Linked DNA regions of Homo sapiens: regions 1, 2, 3, 4, 5 and 6 are each linked to region 7. The links are chromatin loops, found by intact Hi-C in ENCODE. Cell type or tissue: mammary epithelial cell. All regions are shown on one strand.

Region 1 (4,000 bases), 130 kb after region 7:
ATTGCCACAGGTATCTGCGTATCACGGCACCCTGACTACCAGTCCAGGCTTGCTGCCCATTCCAGTAATTTGTACTCACTTTGTCTCTGATGGTTAAGTGCCTCCACCTGCCTCTGCTATTTCAGAATCCTGTCACTCCCATTAACCCTAGGGAGCCCAGTTCAATGGCATCGTATCTCACTGTCACTCCTAGCCTATGGAGACTCCACCAGTGAGTTTCCCATTGATACCAGAAGCTCCCTCACTAGTGCACTCTACACTACATCTGGGGTAAAGGGCCATGATGTCTGCAACACATTCTCAAATTGTTCAGGGAAAAAAAATGTTAAGAACAGAGAGAGGCCGGGCACAGTGACTTACACCGGTAATCCCAGTACTTTGGGAGGCTGAGGTGGGAGGATTCCTTGAGCCCAGGAATTTGAGAACAGCCTGGGAAACATAGCAAGACCCCTACCAAAAAAAAAAAAAAAAAAAATTAGCTGGGCATAGTGGTGTATACCTGTGGTCCCAGCTATGTGGGAGGCTGAGGCAGGACGATCACTTGAGCCCAGGAGGTCGAGGCTGCATGATCACACCACTGCTGTTGCCACCCTGAACAATAGCAAGATGCTGTCTCCAAAAATAAAAGAACAGAGAGAAAGAAAAGCAATGAAGCAAATAAAGCAAAATGTCCACAGGAGGAAAATCTGAGAAAGGAGATTTTATATATATATATAACGATTTTTTTTTTTTGGCTGGGCATGGTAGCTCATGCCTGTAATCCCAGCACTTTGGGAGACAGAGGTGGGCAGATCACGAGGTCAGGAGTTCGAGACCAGCGTGACCAGCATGGTGAAACCCTGTCTCTAATAAATATACAAAAATTAGCGGGGCGTGGTGTTGCAGCTACTTGGGAGGCTGAGGCAGGAGAATCGCTTGTACCTGAGAGGCGGAGGTTGCAGTGAGCCGAGATCACGCCATTGCGTTCCAGCCTGGGCGATACAGTGAGACTCTGTCTCAAAAAATAAAAACAACGTTTTTTTAATCACCTTTCCAAACTTTTCCACAGTAACTAGGACACTTGTGTTTTCTACATCTTGTGTCAAATATGATCCTTAGAAGTTCAGCAGGAAATATTTTTACTAGAGTGGCATGCAGTAGCCTCCAGACAATTTCTGATTACATTCCTTTCTGATTTCTAAATGCATCTGTTTTTAACCTTTTACTTTCTTTATCTATTCAGTCTCCTGAAGGGTGCATATAGTTTATCCTGAAAGAAGCAATTTGAGATTAATCCTTTCAATCATCTTTTGCCTTGTTTTTATTTCCTGTTTTATTCACATCAGGTTTTAATTTTACTAATTCCTTCTAATTTTTGTACCTCAAGAGAGCTCAGACTTAGATAGATCAAAATCTGTTTCATAATACACTCTCATCACCATTCTATACATACCCTGCTTTCATTTATTTTGTGTTCTTAAAAATATTATAATAAACATGTGTGTAATCAATGTCCAACCTAAGAAGTAGAAAGAATAAACTATTATCTTTAAAATACAGGGCTATGGACTTATCTGCACATAGCACCATTCAGTTAATAACTAAAGTTATGCCACTTTTTGTAATGACTCCCTTTTTACAGTATAATGACTCCCCAAAAACACACTAAATAAGTACACTGTAAGAAGTAATACTTGACCTTAGGGTTTCCAGCAAAGACACACCCCAAAATCTCCATGCGCAGTTCCCAGCCGGAGGCCTCACGTGGAAGCAGCTGCCTCTGGTCTGTGTGGGACAGCGCCACCTCCTGGTCGGCGGCAGAGCCAGCATCTTAATTCCATGCATGCTTCCATGCTAGGAAACGCCCTTGCTTAGCCTTAATTTTGTTTCAAACGTATTTGGGGTGCCATAAGTTTATTTTCTGTAAAGTTTGAGGGCACTGTAATCATGAGCTCCCAAAAGACTGAAAAATTGGTGAGGACAATGGTGCAAGATGAAAAATGCCCCTTCCCCGATGGTCAAGTCCTGAGTTCCTCTTTTGGGGAAGGCAACATATCTACATTACACGAAGTTCTATGCACATAATATTTATTTACATTAAACTTGTTGGGCTGGGCGCTGTGGCTCACGCCTGTAATCCCAGCATTTTGGGAGGCCGAGGCAGGTGGATCACGAGGTCAGGAGATTGAGACCAGCCTGGCCAACATGGTGAAACCCTGTCTCTAATAAAAATACAAAAATTAGCCGGGCGTAGTGGCGCGTGCCTGTAGCCCCAGCTACTCAGGAGGCTGAGGCAGGAGAGTTGCTTGAACCCGGGAGGCGGAGGTTGCAGTGGGCCAAGATCATGCTACTGCACTCCAGTCTGGGAGACAGAGGGAGACTCCGTCTCAAAAAAAAAAAAAAAATTGTTGTTTACTACTGACATAAATATGTTTTCTTTATTTGGTTGATTTTTTTTCTATTAAAATTATTCACGTGTCTTGGATTGAGATAAATGATGTATTTTCTCATTAAAATTAATAGAAATATTTTTTTCATATGCAGGTTTGTCACTTAGCAGCAAAGTTTTTAGGAATAAATTAGTCATTAAGTGAAGGATAGGTATAACTTCAAAAGAAAGGTACAAATATCTAAATGATGGCAACAAAAGAATTAACATTAAAATGTCAATCAATCCAAGACTAACACATAAAAATTAATCAAAAAGAGTAAAAACTTTTAAAGACCACATGAACTAGCATGATTCAAAGTAATTAGGAATAAATAATACAGCAAAAATAAAAATAAAAACTTGGCCAGGCGTGGTGGCACATGCCTGCAATCCCAGCACATTGGGAGGCCGAGGCAAGCAGATCACCTGAGATCAGGAGTTTGAGACCAGCCTGGCCAACATGGCAAAACCCCATCTCTACTAAAAATACAAAAATTAGCCGGGTGTGGTGGTGGGCGCCTGTAATCCCAGCTACTTGGGAGGCTGAGGCAGGAGAATCGCTTGAGCCCAGGAGGCAGAGGTTGCAGTGAGCTGAGATTGTGTCACTGCACTCCAGCCTGGGCAACAACAGCGAAACTCCATCTAAAAAAAAAAAAAAATTAAGCTTCCTACAAACTGTTGAAGTAATACATAAATTAATTGTCACAAGATTTCAAACAATACAAAGAGAGTGTGAGAACCCCTTGAATATTTCTCTTGTGATTTCAGTTCCCCTCCCAATCCCAAATGAACTCGGGCACAAACAAGCATGCAGAGTTTGGAATGTATCAGCAATTTTCCTCCAAAATGTGTGTACCATGAACAATAGCTTATGAGGTACCTATTTTTACACTTTCTACTTATTTTAATTTTTTTTTTAAGAGATGGGGTCTCACTATGTTGCCCAGGCTGGTCCCAAACGCCTGGCCTCAAGCTATCCTCCCACTTTGGCCCCCTAAAGTGCTGGGATTATAGGTGTGAGCCACCACGCTTGGCCCTATTTCTACATTTTCTTTTCTTTTTAATTTTTCTTTTCTTTTTTTTTCTTTTGAGACAGAATTCTGCTCTTGTTGCCCAGGCTGGAGTGCAATGGCGCAATCTTGGCTCACCTCTGCCTCCCGGGTTCAAACAATTCTCCTGCTTCAGCCTCCCGAGTAGCTGGGACTACAGGCATGTGCCACCATGCCTGGCTAATTTTTGTATTTTTAGTAGAGACGGGGTTTCTCCATGTTGGTCAGGCTGGTCTCGAACTTCTGACCTCAGGTGATACGCCGGCCTCGGCCTCCCAAAGTGCTGGGATTATAGGTGTGAGCCACTGCGCCTGGCCTACATTTTCTTTTTCTTTTTCTTTCTTTTTTTTTTTCTTGAGAGAGAGTCTTGCTGTGTCACCCAGGCTGGAGTGCAGTGGTATGATCTCAGCTCCACCTCCTGAGTTCCAGCAATTCTTGTGCCTCAGCCTCCTGAGTAGCTGGGATTACAGGCATGCACCACCACATCCGACTAATTTTTGTACTGTTAGTAGAGACAGGATTTCTCCATGTCGGTCAGGCT
Region 2 (4,000 bases), 100 kb after region 7:
TTTCGAGACCAGTTTTTCAGGACTCTGGCCATCTTTTGCACATGTTGGTTGGGAGGTTGGGAGGTGCTAGGCGGGCAGGAGCTCTGTGACAGTGGCCTTAGTTGTGTCCTAATCCTCCCCTCATTCTTCACATGACTAGCTATATCATAAATACTTACCCCAGGTCCCAAAGGTGTCTCTATGATTGGTAATGGGGCCACAACCCAGTTCCTGCTACCCAGGAGACTGAGGTTCAGGTTTCCTGCCCTAGTGAAGCATCCCCATCAAGCTCAGCATGGCCTGCTGATTCTCCTGGAGATGGAGGCAATTCAGGTACAAGCCTGGATTTCTGAAGAACCACTCTTGGTGCTTGCAGAGCCACGACAAGTACCAGCCACACTCCTGCAACCTTCACACCTTATGAGAAAACAGCACTTTATGCTTCTAATCTATCTATCTATCCATCCATCCATCTATCTATCTATCTATCTATCTATCTATCTATCTATCTATCTATCTATCTATCTATTTTTTTTAAATGAGATCTGAAGAATCAAGGCCAAAAGACCCCTGGGTGTTTCTCTGTAGGACCTCTTTTTAAGGAGGGAAAAACCTGAGTAAATTAAAGTTCGCAGCCCTAGGGCGGTGGCCCAAGGCAGTGGAGGCCCACCGCTGGAGGTATTCATTGGAAAAAGCAGTGGGAGTGGAGAATTCTGTCTCGGAGTAAGCTGTCCACAAGTCTGCTCGGAGGCTGTGACTCACTCTGAGGAAAAGGAGTGCCCTGTATTCTGGAGGAGGCTGCTTTCTCCAAACAGGAGATCTGTGGCCAAGGAAGGAAATGAAGCAATCCAAGACTGATCAGCAGCCGTGGGGCAGGCAGAGCTAGACGTCCACACCACCCCCAACTCTTTGTGCTTAATATTTGCCCTGTGCCCCCAAGGAATAAACAGCACTACAGAACTGGATTCTGGTGAGAAGGGAATCAGGCCCTATCTTGGGCCCTCTCTGGACCTTTGTTTGCCCATCTCGAAGGTTAAGGGGTGAACTGGACAGGGAGGAAACTGGCAGCCAACTCATGTCCCAACTCAGCCTGTGGCTGCATTTTATCTTACTCACAGTTAGAAAAACAATTCAATTTAGGTGCCTTTGCACAAGGCTCTTTTCTCCAGTTCGGCATAGCCACTACCATTTCCTGCCATCTTACCCTAAGTCAGCTTCACAAATTCAGGCTCCCTGCCTGCCCTTTGAAGTTATTTGAAATGGCAACTCCAGCACTAGCAGCAACCAAGTCCCTTCCAGCTCTGGGGTCCCTCCCGAGGATTCTATGCCTCGGAGAAACAGGGAGTAGAAGCAGGGTGAGCAGGCTGCTCTGGAATGAGAAGGAGATGATCCTTAGTCTCAGGATGCTACAGAGGGTGAGTGTGGCAGCATGCCAGGGCCGAGCATCTGCCAGGCAGCACCATCACGGCTTAGGGAGAACTCAAAAACAGCCTTTTTTTACAGCCTCCTGGTGCATCCTGTTTCTCTGGTGCTGCTGCCACCAGCAAGTGGGCACCATGCCCACCCTGCAGTGGGCAGTGAGGGGGCTAGGTGCCCATCTGTCCCGTCTCCTAAGCAGGTGCTGGGAAGATGGCGCCTGAGCTCAGGCTGCCCTCTGCTGGGTGAGCATAGAAGCTGCTGTGGGGTCTGAGACCACAGAAAATCCCACAGGGGAAGGAGGCACCCCCTCTCAGATTCTCCACATTCGTGAGGTGGGAATGGCTTGATTGTGGGCTGCTGCATCCCTGCCGCCTTCCAAAGAAGACTCAGTCTCTAGGAAGGTAGTCTCAGGTCCTGTAAGTCTGCATTTAATTAAAATCCCTTTCTTTTTTCTTTTTTGTTTTGAGACAGAATCTCGCTCTGTCACCCAGGCTGGAGTGCAGTGGTGCAATTTCAGCTCACTGCAACTTCCGCCTCCTGGGTTCAAGTGATTCTCCTGCCTCAGCCTCCGGAGTAGCTGGGACTACAGGCACCAGCCACCATGCCCAGCTAATTTTTGTGTTTTTCCTAGAGACAGGGTTTTACTACGTTGGCCAGGCTGGTTTTGAACTCCTGACCTCAGGCGATCTGCCAATATCAGCCTCCCAAAGTGCTGGGATTATAGGCATGAGCCACCGTGCCTGGCCCCAAAATCCCTTTTCTGACATAGGGCCTAGCACGACGATGTGCTCAGTGAATATATATTGAATAAATAACTAGGCCAGCGGTTACCTACGGTAGAAACTGCTTCTGTCTTGTTTGGAAGGGCAACTTTATTGTTTTTCTTCCTCAACTTCCTCTAACAGACGCTAACCCCTAATGTCTACTCGGGGTCCTGCCTGGCTCTCCCAATTCCAAGCTGGTGCTCTGGCCTGGGCATCTTCCTCCAGGCTCCCCGGGGCATGGCTTCTCCTAGTTCCTCAGCCCCAACCCAGGTTCCTGCTGAGATGAGCACAAATCCCCCTTTTCTCTCATCATTTCCTTCTGCCTTCCCTTTGAACACCTGGATTCTTGTTCCACCTTGAGCTCACTGGACTTAGAGATATTCTCTCCTTCCTGAGGCAGCCACAGGGTGTTTCTAGCCCACTTCACTATTAACTGTTGTTACTTGACACATGGGCACGTGTCCATGGGGTGGGGTGGGCAGCAGGAAGGGCTGGGAACTTCTGGTTTCTAGGAGGGAACTCTGGGGCCCCCCTAGGGTTGTCCTGGGATAGGACCAGGCCCAGTTTGGGGCTGGGGTAGGGCTGCATGAGACTGAGCTGAATGCCCCATCAAAGATGAACGTTTCTTCAAGCATATTTCAGGCGTTCTCACTTAGCTCTACACAATGATCTCACCAGATTTGGGGAGGGGGAATGGGGCTCCCTCAGGTTTTTCCTATTATACCTATTTCTCTTCCAATTTATATTTCCTAATCAACAATAGAGATCTGTTTTTGATTAGCTAGATGAGATACATAGGAAAAATTCGGCTGGGCGCTGTGGCTCACACCTGTAATCCCAGCACTTTGGGAGGCTGAGTCGGGTGGATCACAAGGTCAAGAGTTCAAGACCAGCCTGGCCAACATGGCCAACATGGTGAAACCCTCCCCCACTCCCGCCCTGTCCCTACTAAAAATACAAAAATGAGCCGGGCATGGTGATGCATGCCTGTAATCTCAGCTACTCGGGAGGCTGAGACAGGAGAATTGCTTGAACCCCGGAGGCAGAGGTTGCAGTGAGCCAAGATTGCGCCAGTGCACTCCAGCCTGGGTGACACAGCAAGACTCCATCTCAAAAAAAAAAAAAAAAAAAGGAAAAATTCAAAGAGCTATAGAGTCAGTAAAAAGTTTTAGTTGCCCCACCCATTCCTCCATTTCCCTTGCCCAGAGACAGTCTGCTGCCATTTTCTTGTGGATCCTTCTAGAAACAGTATCATGAACATAGTTATATGTATATAGGCATGCATTCAGTCAGTATTTGAACACCTGCTATGATTCAGTTACTGTTCTTCTATAAAACATATAAAAATCCTTGTTCTAGAGAACCTATATTCTAACAGGAGGCAAGGAGTCAGAGAATAAATGAGGTAAATCAAATATATGACATGTTAGATGTTGATACATGCAATGGAAAAAACTTACACAGGGTAGGTGAGTTGGGGTGTGGTCCCGAGTGCCTTTCCCCTGGGCTGCCTCTCCTCACCCTGAGAAACCTGGGGCCACACAGCTGGTGCAGCTCTCAATTCTGGTTTCTCACACGCAGGAACCCCACCCTGCCCTGGTGAGTCACGCCTTCACTTGGCTTCCTGATGTTGGAGGGCAGGCCTCCCTTACTGCCTCAAGGCTGTTCATCATCTTCAGCTTATATCCTGGGTCAACGTTGATGACTACTTTGCTGGCTTTAATTAAGTGGTCTATGGGCCAGGAGAATAAGGATCAACATCATCTGGGGACTTGTCAGAAATGCAAATTCTCAGGCCCCACCCCAATACTACTGGATCAGAAACTCTAGGTTGGGGT
Region 3 (4,000 bases), 54 kb after region 7:
AGAACTCCAACTTTGGCTGGGTATGTGGCCCATCCACTTAAAAACCACATTTCCCAGGGATGGGGGCCAGGGAGAAGGGAAAGCTCTTCTTTACCAAAGAATGCCAACTAACGGATGTACAAGGAATGAGAGAAATAGAAAATAATTTTACAACCACCTTCATAATAACTGATTCAGGTGAGATTCATTAGTAGATACTAAGGCCATTGGCAGAAAGACTGTGGCAGCATGTGACATTCACACAATCTCAAAGCATCGCCACCCCCGACCCCCAGAGAATGCATTCATTCCAAGGGGAAAAGACACTTCCACAATGGAGAAACCTGGCAGACACCGCCTTTGTGGGCTGTGAAGCAATCATATCTCAGCTCCAAACCCTACCCTCTCTGCTCTGCTGTGACGCTGGGCTGGGAACCTTCCAACATTTGCTTGCCAGGGGCTCCCCTGTTTCGCTCTGCTGAGACGGCGAGGCTGGAGAGAGGAAAAGGAACTTCCTCCGGCTCGCCTCCTGTTCCCGCAAAGGGTGACCTCACATTTCTTCACTCTGATAGCAGCAGTTCCTTCCTTTTTTTTTTTTTTTTTTTTTTGTTTGAGATGGAGACTTGCTCTGTCGCCCAGGTTGGAGTGCAGTGGCACAATCTCGGCTCACTGTAACCTCAGCCTCCTGAGTTCAAACGATTCTCCTGCCTCAGCCTCCTGAGTAGCTGGGATTACAGACACCCGCCACCATGCCCGGCTAATTTTGTATTTTTAGTAGTTTCACCATGTTGACCAGGCTGGTCTCGAACTCCTGACCTCAAGCGATCCTCCTACCTCAGCCTCTCAAAGTGCTGGGATTACAGGCGTGAGCCAGCACGCCCGGCCAGCAGTTCTTTCTGACATAGCAGTTGGGTGCTGTGTGTGGTTCTTCAGCTCTCACCAAACCAACCCCTTCATGCACCTTTTCAAGTCACCAGCTGCCTGCCTGCCCTCCTCAGCAGCCAGGGCCCAGGCCCACAGGACCCTTCCAAGCCAACACAGCAGCTCCAGCCAGGGAGTGACGCTTCCTCAGCTCTTATAGCCTCAGTGATTGCTACCTCCATAACACCTTAATGTTTGTTTCTTGCCACTTCAGTTACCTGGTTAACACTTTACACCTAGCTAACAACTCTCATTAAAGGCTCTGTTAAAATAACTCAGATTTCTGTCTCCTGACTGGATCCTGATGCAGAAATTGGAATCAGGAGTGGGATTTATATGCCACCCTCTGGCATGGAAATATATCTTACTAAGGCATCCAAATTCCTTGCTATTAGTGATGTGAACACCTTAATATCACCAACAATGAGACAACTGATATCTCTGGGTCCTTGGGTCTCGAAGTCGCAACCACATGTTGAGGATGGAACAAGATAGAAAGAGTCTGTGTTTCCATCCTGATGACCATGGAGCCACCATAATAGGCCTGGGCTTCTTTTATTTATGTAGGAGAGAAATAAACTTTCTGTTCTTTGTTATTGCAGTTTTCTGTCACTCGCAGCTCAATCTAATCCTAATTAATATAGGGCATTTAAAGGCAAATTCACCAAAATTAAATTTATTTTAGACTTAAGAAATGAAGTTACAGTGAAGGAAAATTACTTGTCACACCACAGGCAGGAAAAGGTACCTTAGAGAATCAATGTCAAGTGGAATATTACCATGTCAAGAAAAATTACATATATTTATATGGAGAATGAGGTCAGTTAATAAACACTATGAAGTGCTTATGAAGTCAGGCACTACACACATTACATGCATTATTTTATTTAATCCTCATGAAAATCCTCTGACATAAGGCACTGTTATCATCACCAGTCCTTAGACAAGAGGACTGAAGGTTGGAAAGATTAAACAACATCCCATGCCATGCAACTTGTAAGTAGTAGAGATGGAATCAGAACTCAGGTAGGCTGAGTTAATCAACTCAACTTAATCAACTGACATTAAGATCTCTGCCACCAGTGGAAACTTAGAATGTAAAGCCTTGCCAGGTGCAGTGGCTCATAGCTGTAATCCCAGCACTTTGGGAGATCAATGTGGGCCTATTGTTTAAGCTCAGGAGTTCAAGACCAACCTGGGCAACACAGAGAAACCCCGTCTCCACCAAAAATACAAAAATTAGCTGGGCATGTTGACGTGCACTTGTGGACCCAGCTACTTGGGAGGCTGAGGTGGGAGGACCACTTGAGCCTGGGAGGCAGAGGCTGCAGTGAGCCAAGATGGCACCACTGCATTCCAGCCTAGGTGACAGAGTGAGGCCCCCATCTCAATTAAAAAAAAAAAAATTTAAACCCTTTCTCTATGTGAGAAAGTAATTCTACATGAAACAAGACAACCAGTATAAAAAAAAAGATTCTAAACAGAAGTTACTCTGACCAAATCTCTATTCCCAAGCTGACAGTTTTTCCAAAAAGCTGGCAAGGCCAACCACATTTAGGCTGACGAAGAGCTTGCCAGAAGCCAAGATCTTAGCTAAAAGAAAATTAACCTCCGTTCCAAATCAATAAGGTACACATAAGGTCCATCACAGGACTGTTCAACTAATGGACAATATCGATTATTATTCCCAGAACACGGCCCCCCAAAATTTTCAAATTAAAATTTAATTCAATAAAGGCTTCTAGAAAAAGAGATCAATAGGCACTTATTCTTATGGGCTGACATGAGATCTCCAATGGGCCTTGTATACAGCACAGCTCTCCCCGGGATTTCCAAAGTTCTATTATCTTCAGTGCTAAACTAAAAAGTACTAGTTCACATTAGGAACCAAACTGGCAACTGGGATGCCAACTATTATTTTGCAAAGCAGGACACAGTTAGTTGAAAATTGTATTTTTCCAATTAGCACAGCAGGAAACACTGCTGAGACATTCATCCCAAGCCTGCAATTAGAGAACATTTGCTTGCTTCTAGAAATAGAATGAATGGGAAGTAGAGACCTGCTATCTAGGTCTTCGGCAATAATATCCTGGGAGGGGAGATCTTGCTACCATTTCAGCAGTTCCCAGAAAATAAGCATCTTGCTCCTTTTAATAAATGCAGTATCATTCTCCAGTGCACCACAGTGTGTTAGGAAGAAACTAAGAAATCCAGCAACAAAAGGGGTTTACACAAAACCCTTATCATTAGAAAGGTAAGTACAACTGCCGATGAGCAGCTCTAATGTTTTATTTTATAGTTGTTTTAAAAATCTATTAATAGCTGGGCACAGTGGCTCACGCCTGTAATCCCAGCACTTTGGGAGGCCAAGGCAGGCGAATCGTGAGGTCAAGAGTTTGAGACCAACCTGGCCAACATGGTGAAACCCCGTTTCTACTAAAAATGCAAAAATTAGCTGGGCATGGTGGCACGTGCCTGTAGTCCCAGCTACTCGGGAGACTGAGGCAGGAGGATCGCTTGAACCTGGGAGGTGGAGGTTGCAGTGAGCCCAGATCATGCCACTGCACTCCAGCCTGGGTGACAGAATGAGACTCTGTCTCAAAAAAAAAAAAAAAAAAAAAAAAAAAAACCATTAATAATGTCTCAAAAGTCTCCACCTGTCACAAAAGGAAGTTTGGGCTGAGCACCTCCACAATCTCCAGCTAGCTGGCCTTCCCTGGCTCTTCAAATACAGTACTTCATTGTATGTGAGGCAAAACAATGGAAGCTTGAAGAATTTAGATCTCTCTCAAGCAGAGGTAAAGATAAGGCAGAGAACAGTGTTAAAAAGAGAAACAACTTTCACACCATGGGGTATCAGTTCAGTAACCTCATCAAAATTTGGAGCACTAAATTAAGATTTTGGTGTGAGCCAAGAGAAAACCCATTGGTTACTAAGATATTTGCTCTATATACCCCGCACAAACATTACAATGGAGAAAGGGTTTTCATAGACTAGGCATCCCCATACCATTAGATTTTACAGAGGACACTACAACTCAGCTTTAATGAATAAGTCTAACTTTGTACCTTTGGTCTTTAAGCAGCTTTATATTACATG
Region 4 (4,000 bases), 470 kb after region 7:
TGCAAAGGATTGGTTGGACCAGGTGCGCCATTTACATGGTGCTTGAAGAAGCTAGCAACCCCACCCTAATCTTTTATTATGCAGATAGGTTTGCTACCTGGCTGGTGCCATGTTGCCTGTTCCCTGACTGTACATGTGGTGACAAAGAAAAGGGAAGATGGAGCCTCCATGTTGGATATGCCTGGCTCCTAGGTAGCCCTTTTCTATTGGCACAGCTGCCAGCATTTACCTCTGCAAGGTTCTAGCTTGCTTTTCTACGTCTGCTGCTTGATTTTTCAGGCTGCTCTTTGTTAGAAATGATTTTGGAGCTGCTTTTTTATTAAAAGGGAAACCTTACTGAGGACTCGCTTGCCCTCACTAACAGCCTAAACAATTTCTTTTAAGCTCCTGTATCAGTTGCAGCTGATATTTGTACAACTACCTTCTGCTCCTACTCTTTGCCGTGTTCTCTTTGCTCTCCCAAGCTGGTCTTGACTCCTTGCTGGGCGTGAGGCAGGAGAATAGGGTCTGGAAGCAGGGAACTTAAGGCCAATTCGTGCTGAATCAAGGAAAAACACCAAGGTCTGGGGGCAGGGAATCTGAGGCCAATTCACGCTGACTTCCCAAAGCTGGATCAAAAGGAAAACACCTGGGTCTGGGGGAAGGGATCCTAAGGCCAATTACTGTAAATATCCTAAAGCTGAACCAAAAGGAACCCCCCCTTCCCATCTCCTCACACCAGAGTAGCAAAGGATCAAAGGCTACTCTCCCTACAACTCTCCCCCATCTACCACATCTCAGATGGAAAAGGAAAGTGCCCTGGATTGGCCGAGGGCCTGGCAGGGACCATCGCTTCATCTACATAGGGCACCAATTCACCTCAGCCTTTAATTAGCCAGAGACCAAATCCTTCATCTATAAGCACCTCAAAAGGAGTACTTAAAACCCAGAAAACTTTGCAACTGGGCCCTTGAGCTGCTTGCTCTGGCCCATTCCCACCCTGTGGAGTGCTTTCTCGCTTTAATACATTCCTGCTTTTGCTGCTTCGTCCCTGTGTTTCATTCCTTTGTTACTTTGTGCGTTTTGTCTAATTCTTTGTTGAAAACACCAAGGACCACCACAACTTACACTCAAGTGCCCTCCTGATAACAGGTGGATAACCCAAACCTTCATGCCTGAAGGGTTTGGGGCACTTTCAGTGCTGCCTGTGGTGGTGGTGTTTTCTATTAACTTTAATCATAGAGCATAGGATTACTTAGTCTCCCGCCCAGGAAATCAGCTGCATCCTAGACATACTCTTCCTTAACATCATTATGTAGTCAGGATAACTTGATAGTTAGGATTAATCACCCCTGCCAATACAGTAAGCCCCTTCTTTACCTGTTAATTCACTGGCATGAGGATCCTAAGGTGGCCAAACGGCAGTCTCAACCTCAAGTTTAATGGACTCATTGTCACGCCCCTTGATGCAAACATTCCTACTTTTGGGATTAACGCTACACCGGTGGTTCTCAAGTGAGGACGATTTTGCTCCCCGCAGAGGACATTTGGCAATGTCTGGAGACATTTTGGGTTGCCACAACTGGGGAACAGCTGCTACTGACACCTAGCGGCAGAGGCCAGGGATGCTGCCAAGCTTCCTACAATGCGCAAGACCGTCCCCAATTATCCAGGCCGAAATGACAATAATGTTACGGTTGAAAAAGTCTGCTCTAAACCAGCAGAGCCCAAAGTTGTGGAGATAGGCAGCAAACATTATTCTAGGGCATCACTAGGAATAATACAGAGAGGACCTACTCCCACTTGGAAGCCTTGATTCCCAGACCCTGTGTATACTGGCTATGGGAGAAACAGCACCATGTATTGGTGATTGTTGATTTATAGCACATACTCATAAGGTATTATATCTAGCTCATACTGGAGCTGAGTTATCACAGGCCATTTCACCATTTTAACATGCCAACTGCTTTATTTTATTTTGGTAAAAGAAATATAAAATTTGCCATTTCAACTTTTTTTTTTTTTTGAGACGGAGTCTCACTCTGTTGCCCAGGCTGGAGCGCAATGGCACCATCTCGGCTCACTACAACCTCTGCCTCTCGGGTTTCAGCGATTCTCCTGCCTCAGCCTCCCGAGTAGCTGGGATTACAGGTGCCCGCCACCACGCCTGGCTAATTTTTGGATTGTTAGTAGAGACGGGGTTTCACCATGTTGGTCAGGCTGGTCTCAAACTCCTGACCTCAGATGATCCACCTGCCTTGGCCTCCCAAAGTGCTGGGATTACAGGAGTGAGCAACTGTGTCTGACCAGCCATTTTTAAGCATATAATTCATTGGCATTAGTTACATTCACATTGTTGTGCAACCATCACCATTATGTATTTCCAAACTTTCCCATCACCTCAAGCAGAAATTCTGTCACTTTTAAGCAACAATTCCGTTTCACCCTCTCTCAGTCCCTGGTAACCTCTAATCTACTGTCTGTCTCTATACAATTCCCTATTGTAGATATTTCACGTAAGTGGAATCATACAATATTTGTCCTTTTGTGCCTGGCTTATTTAACTTAGCATACAGTTTTCAAAGTTCAGCTAGTATACAAAATTCAGTTCTGACAGCATGTATCAGAGCATCATTCCTTTTTATGGATAAATAATATCCTATGTGTATATCACATTTTATCCATTAATCAGTGGATGGACACTCGGTTTGTTTCTACCTTTTGGCTATTGTGAATAATGCTGCAATTAACATGAATGTACAAATATATGTTTCAGTCCCTGTTTTCAATTCCTTTGGGTATATACCTAGGAGTGGAATTGCTGGGTCATATGATAATTTTATGTTTAGGCCATCTGCTTTATAATAATAGGGAATTTCACTTTTCTATTGCTATAGAGGACAGCAAATTGGCCTAAAACTTTGTGGTTAAAAAAACAAACATTGATCTTCTTTATTATTATTATTATTTTTTGAGATGAAGTTTTGCTCTTCTTGCCCAGGCTGGAGTGCAATGGCGCGATCTCGGCTTACTGCAAACTCCGCCTCCTGGGTTCAAGCGATTCTCGTGCCTCAGCCTCCCAAGTAACTGGGACTACAGGCATGCGCCACCACACCCAGCTAATTTTGTATTTTTAGTAGAGACGGGGTTTCACCATGTTGGCCAGGCTGGTCTCAACCTCCTGACTTGAGGTGATCCACCTGCCTCAGACTCCCAAAGTGCTGGGATTACAGGCGTGAGCCACCACACCTGGCCCAACATTGATCTTCTTATATCCTCTGTGGGTCACGAATCTGCGAGCTGCTTAGCTGGGTGGTTCTGTCCCACAGTTTCTCACGGGATTGCTGTCGAGATGTCTTCTGGCTTGCTTAGTGCTGGGAGATCTGTTTCCAAGGTACCTCACCCACATGGCTGGCTCTCCACAGGCTGCCTGAGTGATTCATGACATGGTGACTGACTTCCCTTCATGCAGATGATTCAAGAGAATAAGGCAGAAACTACAATGTCTTCTTATGACCTCAGAAATCATGCATCATCACTTTTGCCACATTGTATTTGTTAGAAATAAATAAGTAAATCCTATCCACATTAAAGAAGAGGGGACTAAATCTCCAACTTTTGCAGGGAGAAGTGTTAAGGAATTTTTGAACACATTTTAATATGACCACACCATCCACTGATTTTTTTTTTTTTTTTTTGAGATGGAGTCTCACTCTGTCTCCCAGGCTGGAGTGCAGTGGCGCAATTTCAGCTCACTGCAACCTCCGCCTCCCGGGTTCAAGCGATTCTCCTGCCTCAGACTCCTGAGTAGCTGGGACTACAGGCGTGCGCCAACCCGCCCAGCTAATTTTTGTATTTTTATTAGAGACAGGGTTTCACCATTTTGGCAGGATGGTCTCTATCTCTTGACCTTGTGATCCACCGGCCTTGGCCTCCCAAAGTGCTGGGATTACAGGTGTGAGCCACCACGCCCAGCCCCATCCACTGATTTTTAAAAATTTCAGTATTATATTTTTTATTT
Region 5 (4,000 bases), 600 kb after region 7:
GCACTGTCTCAGCTCATTGCAACTTCTGCCTCCTCAGTTCAAGCGATTCTTCTGCCTCAACCTCCTGAGTAGCTGGGATCACAGTTGCTCACCACCACGCCTGGCTACTTTTTGTATTTGTAGTGGCGACGGGGTTTCACCATGTTGCCCAGGCTGGTCTCGAACTCCTGACCTCAGGTGATCTACCCGCCTCAGCCTCCCAAAGTACTGGGATTACAGACGTGAGCCACCGCACCTGGCCTACTTTAGTATTTCTTGCATGGCAAAACTACTAACAACAAATTCAGTTTTTATCTCAACTGTCTGTATTTCTATTCATGTTGAATGGATAGTTTGCTTGGATATAGAATTCTTGACTGACGGTTTTTCTTTCAGTACTTTAAATATATCATCCCATTGCCTTCTTACCACCATAGTTTCTGAGGGGGAAAAATTAGTTGTTAATGTTACAGAGGATTTTTACTAGGCAATGAGTCACTTCTCTCTTTCAAAACTCCATCTTTGGTTCTGGTTTTCCATCATTTGATTATGATGTTTCAGTACAGATCTCTTTGAGTTTATCTTATTTGGAGTTTGCTAATCTTTCTGCTTAGGTAGACTGTTTTTTGTCAAGTTTGAAAAGTTTTCAACCACTATTTATTCAAGTATTTTTCTTCCTCTCTCTTCTTCTTCTCGTACTCTCACCGTGTGTGTCTGTATGCTTGAGGTTGTTCCACAGGTCTCTGAGATTCTGTTAATTTTTCTTCATTCTATCTTCTTTTTGTTCCTCACACTGAATAATCTCAATTGACCTATATTCAGATTCACTGATTTTCTTCTACCTGCTCAGATCTGCTCTTGAGCACCCTCTAATAAATGTTTTGTCTCAGTTATTGTACTTTTCAATATAAGAATTTTCATTTGGTTCATTTTTATCATTGCTATCTCTATTGACATTATTTGGTCAAACATCATTCTCATACTTTTGCATTTATACTTTTTTAGCTCATTGAATACTTACAAAACAGCTTACAGTTTTTGTCTAGTAAGTCAAACATCTGGTCTTTCTCAGGAACATTTTGTTTTGATGCTCTTTTTTTTCTTGTGAGAGATACACTGTCATTTCTTTGCTTATGTCATAATTTTTTGGTAAATACTAGACATTTTAAATAATATAATGTGGTAACTCTGAAAACCAGTTCCTTCCCCTTCAATGGTTTGCTGTTGTTACTACTTGTTGTAGTAGTTGTTTAGTGAGTTCTCTAAACTAATTCCGTAAAGTCTGTATATTTTGTGATATGTGGTCACTGAAGTCTCTACTCAGTTATGTAATGGTTAGACAATTATTGGACAGAGACTTTCTTAACCTCTCGGAACCAGTAAATCTCCCAGTCTTTGCCGAGGTGCTTGTGTGTATGGTGGGGCACACCTTCAGCACTCATTCAGGCAGTTTACAACTAACTCTGCCTTAGCCTTCACTTCTTGTTTGTGGTCTTTGCTGAGCATGCAGAGCCCTATGCATGCATGTGACCTTTTAGATTCCTGTAAGTATGTTGAAGGTTTTTCAAAGGCCTTATGGTCATCTCATTCTTTAGACTTTCCTTTTAAGGTTTTTGGTCAGTCTGTTGTTTGCTTTGAATGTTATTTTTTGCTTTAGGCAGCTGTGACATTAAAAAACATGCCTGTGAATATTTTTAATAAGTATCCCCTGGAAAGAGGCATTTAGCACTGGGAAAGCTGTGACTCAGGTCAAATAAAGACAAGCCTTTCCAGCAGACTCCACTGAACCCCAAGAAAATCTCCACTTATCAAATGAAGAAACAGAGAACTGGAATTATGACCATGTAGAAACAAGAATTTGGAAGCTGAAAAGACAATGAAGTCATATGAAATGACGTAGCAAGTGGTCACCAAAGTATATAAAATGTATTTCAAGTTTTGATGCCCAGTCCAACCCTTCTGTGGCATCTCTTTCCCCCTGACAATAAGGACCAGAGGTGAGAAAAACAAACTAGGAGGCAGTCTTCAACCCTGGTCTGAGGGAACTGTAGCCAGTGACACTTTCCTGGTCCTCCATTTCCTCATTTGTAAGATGATCTTAGAGGCTCTTTCCAGCTTTAAAGTTTTAAAATATACCAAAATAACTGTTTTTCCAGGGCAGTGCTGTGTGAATTATTTTTAAGTTTTTTTCTTCATCCCCAAATTTGTTTAGTGGCATTTGGTAAGTAAATTTATAAAATCTGTAAAGGGAAGAATTAGAGAAAAGAAAAAAAGATTAGAACTCTTCAAGAGACATTACTTTGGCACCACCTGCTGGATAGCTTTCACATTTTTTCCTGTGCATAAACTTCCATTGCAGCTTCTTGTTTTTTCAAAATGATTTTAAGGAAATACTGTCAAAATTATTTACATCTGAAATCAGATATAAATCAGGTCAGCCTCTGACCAGATGTAAATATCAGGTCACCTCTGTTAATGTAGCTGTACATTCCCTATCACTTAAGGGGCATAAAACTTGCTCTGGGTAACTTCATCTTAATACAAGTGAATCAATCCTGGAATGTGTTTGAATTTCATATGCCATTTGTTTCAATTGAGTCTCAGTCACCCCTCAATCATTGCTGTACCTTTCACATTAACCTTAGCTGCCTCCTGAAGGCTATGCACCAGGCACTTTAGATACATTGTCTTACTTAACCTTCTCTAACAAGCAAACAGCACTTTGTTAACCGAAACTCCTCTCTCCTCAGGACTTCGAGGACAACCCTTCTAGGATGATTCCCACCAGTATTATACCAGCCTTGCCACCTGCCAGGATGGTAAACTATCAAATTATTTAACCTCTCTCTCAGTTTTCTAATCTATGAACCAAGGGAACTAATACTTCATTGGCTACTGTGAGAATACAGTGGTTACCAAAGCCTGGCACTCTGCAAGTGCTCCCAAGTCTGCCAAAATGGTCATCAGTCTTATGACAACAGCCCTTCCTTTCCCTCTGGGACTATCCATCTTGTCCCTCTCACTCCTCACATGTCAAAGGTGGGAGAATGTCCATGAAGAAAATTCTCCATGTCCCATCTACTTACAGCAAGATGGATTTTTTAAATTAATTAAGATTAAGCTGTGAACCAAGACACACTTTTCTAGATTTTCTGATACATAGTCTAAGGCACTATTATTATTATTATTATTATTATTATTATTATTATTATTGAGAGTCTCGCTCTGTCGCCCAGGCTGGAGTGCAGTGGCACAATCTCGGCTCACTGCAAGCTCCGCCTCCCAGATTCACGCCATTCTCCTGCCTTAGCCTCCCGAGTAGCTGGGACTACAGGTGCCTGCCACCATGCCCAGCTAATTTTTTTCTATCTTTAGTAGAGATGCGGTTTCACTGTGTTAGCCAGAATGGTATCGATCTCCTGACCTCGTGACCCACCCATCTCGGCCTCCCAAAGTGCTGGGATTACAGGTGTGAGCCACTGCGCCTGGCCAAGGCACTATTATTTTTACATATTTATGTTGAATATGTTTCTTAGAAAATTAGGGGTAAAAATTAGGCCCTAGGGTATGGTGGGTCCGCAAGATGGAAATAAACCCCGGGTGTCTGAGGGACATGTGGAGGAGGGTGGCCCTTCCCACCTCTATACCTACTGAAGAATTGTCACATGAGCAAGAAATAAACTTTTTGTCTTAAGTTTCTGAAAGGCTAAAATCAAGTTGTGACCACAGCCTGGCTGAGCCTCAACACTAACCATGTATGCCACCCCAGTGCTTTTCCACTCAATCCTTTCTCTACTTTTTTTTTTTTTTTTTTTTTGAGACGGAGTCTCGCTCTGTCGCCCAGGCTGGAGTGCAGTGGCCCAATCTCAGCTCACTGCAAGCTCTGCCTCCCGGGTTCACGCCATTCTCCTGCCTCAGCCTCCCGAGTAGCTGGGACTACAGGCGCCCGCCACCACGCCCGGCTAATTTTTTGTATTTTTTTTTTAGTAGAGACAGGGTTTCACCATGTTGGCCAGGATGG
Region 6 (4,000 bases), 840 kb after region 7:
AGCTTGTGGTTGTTTTTGTGTGTAAAAATTAAAAATAAAAAGCCTTTTCCCTTCCTCATAAAAGCAAGGTATAGTAATTAATCTTTTATAATATCTTGTTTGTAACTCTTTCTGTCTGTTTCTCAACTTTGGAGACAGATAGGTCACAAACCTATATGTGCCATCTAGGGGTATCTAGTGTAGACACACAGAATTTTTTTTTTGTTGTTTTGAGACGAAGTCTCGCTCTTGTCCCCCAGGCTAGAGTGCAATGGCGTCATCTCAGCTCACTGCAACCTCTGCCTCCTGGGTTCAAGCAATTCTCCTGCCTCAGCCTCCTGAGTAGCTGGGATTACAGGCGCCTGCCACTGTGCCTGGCTAATTTTTTTTTTTGTATTTTTAGTAGAGATGGGGATTTCACCATGTTGGCCAGGCTGGTCTCAAACTCCTGACCTCAGGTGATCCACCCACCTTGGCCTCCCAAAGTGCTGGGATTACAGGCGTGAGCCACTGTGCCCAGCCTTTTTTTTTTTTTTTCTTTTAATCACAGTTCTTAACAAACTTCCATAAATACCCAAAAGGGGAAAAGAAATTTGAGAATATGAAAGAGGTTAATAAATAGCCAAATATGTCAACCATTGAAAGGACACCTATTTTTATTTTAGATTAAACCACTGATTTGCAACTTTTATTGAAATAAATGTCATTTGTTAAAAACAAGGTTAATTTTGTAACTTGATCTCAACTTGTTTTTTTAATAGCAGTTAAATTTTTACATAAAACATTGCAAAACTTCAACTAAAGGCTGGGCGTGGTGGCTCACGCCTGTAATCTCAGCACTTTGGGAGGCTGAGATGGGCAGATCACGAGGTCAGGAGATCAAGACCATCCTGGCTAACATGGTGAAACCCCGTCTCTACTAAAAATACAAAAAATTAGCCAGGCGTGGTGGTGGGTACCTGTAGTCCCAGCTACTTGGGAGGCTGAGGCAGGAGAATGCGTGAACCCGGGAAGCAGTGCTTGCAGTGAGCTGAGATCGCGCCACTGCACTCCAGCCTGGGAGACAGAGTGAGACTCCATCTCAAAAAAAAAAAACAAACAAAAAAAGCTTCAACTAAAGAACAAATAAAACATTCAGACACAAGTTGACACTTTAAAAATTCTATAGATTTCAACAAATAATGAATGACTGTATATTAATTTATATTAGTCCTGTGGTCAGAATACATTTTCCAGTTAAAACATTTTTAATACATCTTCTGTACGGCACGGATAGCTTCTAGTGGGAATTAGTGTATAGTCTGTTCTTGATGAAGACAACACTAGACAGATGTTGCCTGATATCTGGATAATGCTGAATGTGACAAAACCAGCGAGACGCATTAAGATATTTCTTCTTTTCTTGAACTGTCAGGTCAACTATAAAGCGATGAAGTCCATAGTACAATAGGATATCTGCAAAGGTAGTTATATCCTGTAAGGTAGACTTTATCTTCAAGATATGAAATAAGATCCTTCAACAGGGTGTGGGCTGGGCATGGTGGCTCACGCCTGTAATCCCAGCACTTTGGGAGGCTGAGGTGGGCGTATCACAAGGTCAGGAGATCGAGACCATCCTGGCTAACATGGTGAAACCCTGTCTCTAATAAAAAAAATACAAAAAAATTAGCCGGGCGTTGTTGGCGGGCGCCTGTAGTCCCAGCTATTCGGGAGGCTGAGGCAGGAGAATGGCATGAACCCAGGAGGCAGAGCTTGCAGTGAGCAGAGATAGCGCCACTGCACTCCAGCCTGGGTGACAGAGTGAGACTCCATCTCAAAAAAAAAAAAAACTAAAAAAAAAAACCAGTGTGTGGCTATCATTTTTACTGGAGTGACTCTGTATTGTAACCATTGCTGAACTATTGCTTTTTCTTCTGCAGTACTCCCTAGCAAATATCCTTTGTTAGCTTGCTTGACTAGATGAGCTGCTATAGTAGTCAATCCTGTTAGACTTGGACCATTGTTTGTTTGAAGAACCAGAATCTGTCACTCATCCTGAGCACTTTATTTATTATTCCCCTTACTCAGTCCCAGGGACTTCTCTAGTAGTGACAACTTGGCGGCTGCTGCCATCTTCTGGCGGTAGCTCCTGGAAGAGACCAACGTTTAACTTTTTGAGAACCTGTCAAACTGTTTTACCAAGCGGCTGCACCATTTTACATTCCTATCAATTATGTACAAGGGGTCAAATAACTCCAAATCTTCATAAACACTTGTTATTGTCTGTCTTTTTGATTACAGCTATCCTACTGGGTGTGAAGTGGTTTTGGCTTACATTTCCCTAATGACTAATGATGTTGGTCATCTTTTATCGTCCTTTTTGGCCACTTGTATAATATATTTTTGGCAAAATGTCGTTCAAATCCTCTGCCCATTTTTAGACTGGGTTGTCTTTTTATGTTGAGTTGTAAGACTTCTTCACATATTCTGGATAACAGACTCTTATCAGATTATTTGCAAATCTTTTCCCCCATTCTGTGAGTTGTCTTTTCACTTTCTTGACAATACCTTTGAAGCACAAAATTTAAAACTTTTCTCCAACTTATCAAATTTTTTCCTAGGTTCCTTGTGCTTTAGGTACCATATTTAAGACATCATTGCCTAATCCAAGGTTATGAAGATTTACAGCTATGTTTTCTTCTAAGTGTATAGCTTTACTCTTTTTTTTTTTTTTTGAGACGAAGTCTCGCTCTTGTACCCCAGGCTGGAGTGCAATGGCGTGATCTCGACTCATTGCAACCGCCGCTTCCCAGGTTCAAGTGATTCTCCTGTCTCAGCCTCCTGAGTAGCTGGGATTACAGGCGCCTGCCACCACGCCTGGCTATTTTATTTATTTATTTATTTTTTGTATTTTTAGTAGAGATGGGGTTTCACCATGTTGGCCAGGCTGGTCTTGAACTCCTGACCTCAGGTGATCCGCCTGCCTTGGTCTCCCAAAGTGCTGGGATTACAGGCGTGAGCCACCGCGCCCGGCAGCTTTACTCTCATATCTGGGTCTTTGATGCACTTTAATTTTTGTATATGGTGTGTAGTATGAATCAAGATTCATTTTTTCCATCTGAATATACAAATATTGCAACACTAACTGTTGAAAAGATGCTTCCCTCCTTCATTTGCTTTTGCAAGTTTGTAAAACAACAACAAAATCAACTGGCCTCACTCTGTAACTGAGGGCTGCACATATTGTCTTCCTTCCAAAGAGTACAATATGGAAAGTGGGGAAATGTAACATCATAGTAGAGAAATCTGACAAACACTATCTCAGTTAGGTGATCAAGGTTGACATCAGCAGCGATAAGTGATACTGTTGATAAGTACCTTTGATATGATGTGATGAAAATGACACTTTATGATCTTCCTTCCTGAAATCCATATCCCCAGGCTAATCATGAAGAAACATCAGACAAATTTCAGTTAAGGGATATTCTACAAACTAATGCAGTGGCTTGCACCTGGAGTCCCATCTGCTTGGGGGGTTGAAGCAGGAGGACTGCTTGAGCACAGGAGTTCAAGGCTGCAGTGAGCTGTGTTTGTGCCAATGCACTCTAGCCTAGGCAACACAGCAAGACTCTCTTAAAAAAAACTGAATAAAGTATGAATTTTAATTACTAATAATGTGTTGATATTTCATTAATTTTAACAAATGTACTATACTAATGTAAAATACTAATAATAGGGAAACTGGATGTAGAAACTGGGTATAGGGTATGTGGGAAATTTTTGGACTATCTGCAGTTTTTCTGTAAATCTAAACTTTATTATTATACTTTAAGTTTTAGGGTACATGTGCACAATGTGCAGGTTAGTTACATATGTATACATGTGCCATGCTGGTGTGCTGCACCCATTAACTCATCATTTAGCATTAGGTATATCTCCTAAAGCTATCCCTCCCCCCTCCCCCCACCCCACAACAGTCCCCAGAGTGTGATGTTCCCCTTCCTGGGTCCATGTGTTCTCATTGTTCAATTCCCACCTATGA
Region 7 (4,000 bases):
CTTGTCACTTTTGGGGATGGGGGGTTGGTGTGTTCTTCACCTGTCTGGTCTCTACTTTAACAATAATATCTACCAGCACAGAGGGCTATGCCTGGACCCCCAGCTTTGCCCACAGGAGCGGTCTGGGCCAGCCCATCTAAGAGTCCAGAGATGAGATGAGGCCGCCCGGTGAAAGCCAGTTCCCCCATGTGTGTGGCAGCACAGTGCAGGAGACACAGTGTGACCCCTGGAGCTTGACAGGCTCACATCCCAGCTGTGTGGTCCACTAGCTGTGTGATGGCAAGTCACTTAGATTCTCTGTGCTTCCTCATCAATGATAAAATGAGGAAGATAAAACCTACTTTGCTGAGTTATATTGAGCATTAAGCATAATCGATGAAAAGCACCCAGCCCAGTGCAGGAAACACAGCAGACACTCAATAAATGGTTTTCCCCTCTCAAACGTCTGGAAGGCAGCCAAGGGCAGCAGGGAAGGCAGGCGACAGGGAGCCTCAGAGGTCTAGCTTCAAGTTCAGATCCTAAACTGCAAGCTCTACGTCTTATCAAATGGAAATGATGATGCCAACTTGGGAGGACTGACACGTGCAGGTTCCAGGGAAGCCCTGAGCTGGCCAGTCCCATGACTCCTACTAACCCTTGCCCAGTGCCATCGTAGCCACCTCTACCACCCTGTTTTTAACCCAGAAGCATCCTCCGGTCTCCCAGAGGAAAACCAGCCAGAGTGTTTACTGTATCATCTGCTGCCTCCTCCACCCCTTCGGAAGCCACTGTATGTTTACTGAGGGTAGGAGGACTGTGCCTTCCTCCTTGCAACTGATATCCTTTCTACCAAGGAAATGACGAGATAGTGTGGTCTCAATCTAAAGCAGGAGTTAAGGTTGGGCATGAGGAAGAACATCCCTGCCGAGGCATCTTATCTGTATAAACCTAACTCTTCCCATGCGTCTGTTAAGACACAGACAGTTATCTGCAAGACTGTGATCCCACTGAGTCTGAAGGTGGGAGATTAGGGCTGGTGACCTTGCAAGCTCCTAGCAAGGCTGGGGACCAGTGGGTCCTTCTAGGATAAATGTTCACAAACAGCCGTGGAGATTCCGCAGGGACCCACCAACTCCGGGGCCGCCCGAGAGAGCTGAGCTCACTCGGAAGTACAGGAGGTCGAGGCAGGCGGCAGTGTAGAGGTCGGCATAGCGCATCAGCTGGCTGGAGAAGAGTGTCTGGCGGAAACCGCAGCGGAACAAGCTGCCCATGGTGCTGTAGCACAGGTCCAGCTCCTGGGTGACCCTCTGGCCAGAGGGGCAACACACTGAATTGAAATCCCAGCCCGCTTAGGCCTGACCTGGCCTACTCCCTTTCTGGGCAACCCTGGCCTCTCTGGGCCTCTCACCGGGGGACATTGAAACCTGTGACTCTCTGTAGGAAGGAGCAGCATGTTGTAGACCCACAGGCTGCACACTTGGCTTTTGGAGGTGGGGCAGCTCCTCACTTTGCCACAGGCCCCGCTGCAGCTTTCCATCACAGTTACCTGCCTGGCCCTGAAGATGGACCACCCAGGACTAAACCCACAGCTTCATTTACCATCTGAGTCCAACAGAGGACTTGGCAAGGCGACACCCCCAGCCTCGCTCCTACTATCCTGGCAGGCCCCACCCCGCCACCAGGCCCTGTTTCCTGTCTGCTTTTAGAGCCTAGAGAATGGTTCCAACATTTACTCCCAGGATGACCTCTCTCTGAGCCTCAGTTTCCTCATCTGTAAAATAAAGGTGACAATCCCTGCTCCATCCACCTCTTAAGGCTGTGGGGAAGATCAAACGGCTGTGCTTTGTAAAAGGCTCTGCAAAGACCCTTTGTGATCGGCCCCAGCTGGGCTTGGGATGACCAAGTGACCTGACTCCCTCCACCTGGCTGACCCATGGGCACCTCCAGCTTTTTGGTGGCCGGTCAGTAATGCCACAAGGGAACACTGTCTTTTCTTCTCTTTTCCAAGGACCCTGGGCTCACTGGCCCTAAATCACATTTCCTATCAGAACTGGCTAGTCAGTCAATAAGGGCCCAGCTAGCACGCAGGCACTTCCCGGGCAGGGTGATTGGCAAAGACTGTGGGACTGGAGGCAAAGCCTGCAAATCAGGCTCAACTCAGCCCTTCAAGAGGGTACCGCTGCCCTTTGGAATGTCGGCCAGCAGAGGGCGCTGGCTGACAAGGCAGGTGGAGCCCAGGCGAGGCTGAGGAGAATGGGGTAACTGGGCCTTTGGCACCGAGGACAAAGCCGACAGGCAAGCAGTGGGGAAGTGAACCCGGCTCCGCCCCTGCTGGGCCTGTCCCTTCCCTCGCCACCCAGCTCCCACCTGGATCTCTCTCTTGGTGAAGTTGATGACTTGCAGCTCACAACTGCTCCCATCCATGTGCCTGGTACAAAAATAGCTAGGTGACCCAGGGGAGGCACAGAGCCTCCGAGTGCCAGGACAGTCTCCTTAGACCCCAGCAGGGGTCGGGTGGGGGGACACCGTGCGGGCATCCAGTGGGGGTGCCGGGCTGGGTGTGTGCATGCGTGCGAGGGCAGGTCCCTGAGTGCTGGATAGGTTCAGAGGAAGGGCCTAGAGGTCACAGAGTGTGAGCAGTCCCAAGGGGGTGAGAGGGGTCCCCACATTCAGTTTGCTAGGGAAGCCCAGCCTGAAACAGATCTTGATGTTCTGACAACCTTGGCCGGGACCTCGCCGCCAGGCAGGGATGTGAGCCACTGCCCCTCCATACCTCTCCCTGCCCCATCCCACCCCCAGAAAGGCCAGGGTCTCACTGGTATATGTCTGCCAGGTGCGTGTCCAGTCTCTTCAGCTCCTCCAACCGCTCTGAAAAGCCACCAGGGGTCAGTGGGGGTGAGTGACGGCCTGTGTCACCCACTGGCCCTGCCTGCCTGTGTCTGCCCTGGCCCAGCGGAGGACTTGCACACCCTGAGCTGTGTGCATAACACCCCTGGCCCCTTACATCACGTGAGACTCTGCCCAGACTGAGGCAGGGACAGCATAGGCCCCGTAGGCCCCATGGGACAGGTGAGGGAGTCAGGTGACCTTCCTGAGGTCACACGGCAATGACTCAAACCTAAAGCCTCAGCTCTCAGGACAAAGCCCAAATTGTGTGGGCTCACACAACTCCCTGCCCTGGAGGATGACTTCAAGTCATACCTGGGTGGAAGGTGTGTACCTTCCACTCACTGAACATCCTTGGGGTGGGTGGGGAGGGTGGGGTCAGGTGCAGGAGGAAGGCACCGCCTGCAGAAACACCACGGGATTCTTGGGTCAGGAGAAGTGGATTTGACTCTCAGCTTTCCCCCTACTGGCTGTGTGACTTCGGGCAGGCCGCTTAGCCTCTCTGGGTCTGTATGTCTTTGTCTGTTTCCTCCCTCAGAAACAACAGAGTGGCCAGGATTCCTGGTCACAACTACTAACCCCCCACGGGAAAAAGGAGAAGGCAGTGCTGGGGCCTCTGCATGGGAGGCCAGTGCCCCTCTGACTGTTCCAGACCCCAACAGCTCACCCTTCTCCTGGGCCCAGATGTCCAGCTCCCAGGACAGCTCAGGAACCACCAGGCAAGTCCGCCAGCCCTGACGCTTCTTGGACTTGAGAATGTCCCCAAAAATGTGGTCCCCAATGTACAGGATGTCCATCCCCCGAACCCCAAGCAGCTCGCACACCATGTCCGAAGAGCCTGCCCCACCAAGGGGAGGACAGACACTCGTTTGCCCTTCCTGCCTTGGGGTAGGTGACTCGGGGCAGGTGAGGGGCCTGGGCTCCTAGTCGAGGGAAGGAGGGTGCCCAAGGAGTGATGGGGCATGGTGGGAGCTGGTACCTCCAGAGTAGACAGCACAGTGCTGGTGGGGCCCTGTGTAGGTGCCCACGTGGAGCTTTCCTGAGTCCTGGAGGGGCAGAGGGGTGCCCTGGAGCCAGGAGAACCACATCTTTGGTCTCTAGCTAGGGAGGGTCGCAGGGAGCTGGGAGTGGCAGA

Evidence for each region. A loop is a pair of places that touch in the nucleus more often than their neighbours do. Peaks named below come from ENCODE experiments on the same cell type or tissue, not always from the same donor. Only the 100,000 strongest peaks of a DNase experiment are listed, where the experiment ranks them.
Region 1: it touches region 7 in a loop (9-fold over the local background); 87 of 110 quality-filtered maps call a loop at or near these places.
Region 2: a loop joins it to region 7, with 15 times the contacts of the local background. A loop is called at or near these places in 89 of 110 quality-filtered maps.
Region 3: a loop joins it to region 7, with 4 times the contacts of the local background. A loop is called at or near these places in 6 of 110 quality-filtered maps.
Region 4: a loop joins it to region 7, with 5 times the contacts of the local background. A loop is called at or near these places in 2 of 110 quality-filtered maps.
Region 5: it touches region 7 in a loop (10-fold over the local background); 2 of 110 quality-filtered maps call a loop at or near these places.
Region 6: a loop joins it to region 7, with 19 times the contacts of the local background. A loop is called at or near these places in 2 of 110 quality-filtered maps.

Annotation. Positions count from the first base shown.
Region 1 is chr2:112,597,992-112,601,991 of GRCh38, reverse strand. LOC124907869 (a long non-coding RNA gene) reads right to left here and starts at 2,133. Exons shown (of 2, transcript XR_007087193.1): 1 at 1,679-2,133. In mammary epithelial cell, a CTCF peak has its summit at 1,789 (motif pointing left); a DNase peak (open chromatin) is centred at 1,741; H3K27ac peaks cover 1,388 bases.
Region 2 is chr2:112,624,338-112,628,337 of GRCh38, reverse strand. No RefSeq gene overlaps it. Among named protein-coding and RNA genes, the nearest start is that of SLC20A1-DT, 18 kb to the left of the region's middle. RefSeq lists an enhancer at 3,719-3,858. In mammary epithelial cell, a CTCF peak has its summit at 1,632 (motif pointing left); DNase peaks (open chromatin) are centred at 787 and 3,767; H3K4me3 peaks cover 229 bases; H3K27ac peaks cover 4,000 bases.
Region 3 is chr2:112,670,874-112,674,873 of GRCh38, reverse strand. LOC102724955 (a long non-coding RNA gene) reads right to left here and starts at 575. Exons shown (of 4, transcript XR_001739643.2): 1 at 382-575. In mammary epithelial cell, no CTCF peak of the experiment used is centred here; no DNase peak of the experiment used is centred here.
Region 4 is chr2:112,257,203-112,261,202 of GRCh38, reverse strand. No RefSeq gene overlaps it. Among named protein-coding and RNA genes, the nearest start is that of ZC3H8, 4.2 kb to the right of the region's middle. In mammary epithelial cell, a CTCF peak has its summit at 1,589 (motif pointing left); DNase peaks (open chromatin) are centred at 1,592 and 3,442.
Region 5 is chr2:112,120,151-112,124,150 of GRCh38, reverse strand. No RefSeq gene overlaps it. Among named protein-coding and RNA genes, the nearest start is that of FBLN7, 16 kb to the left of the region's middle. In mammary epithelial cell, a CTCF peak has its summit at 2,295 (motif pointing left); no DNase peak of the experiment used is centred here.
Region 6 is chr2:111,886,005-111,890,004 of GRCh38, reverse strand. It overlaps the pseudogene EEF1E1P1. Among named protein-coding and RNA genes, the nearest start is that of ANAPC1, 3.8 kb to the right of the region's middle. In mammary epithelial cell, a CTCF peak has its summit at 2,092 (motif pointing left); no DNase peak of the experiment used is centred here.
Region 7 is chr2:112,725,085-112,729,084 of GRCh38, reverse strand. NT5DC4 (5'-nucleotidase domain containing 4) reads right to left here. Exons shown (of 17, transcript NM_001393655.1): 12 at 3,845-3,911; 13 at 3,533-3,703; 14 at 2,796-2,847; 15 at 2,347-2,407. Among named protein-coding and RNA genes, the nearest start is that of NT5DC4, 6.1 kb to the right of the region's middle. RefSeq lists enhancers at 1,552-2,270, 2,271-2,990. In mammary epithelial cell, CTCF peaks have their summits at 2,182 (motif pointing right) and 2,870 (motif pointing right); DNase peaks (open chromatin) are centred at 2,204 and 3,114; H3K27ac peaks cover 1,575 bases.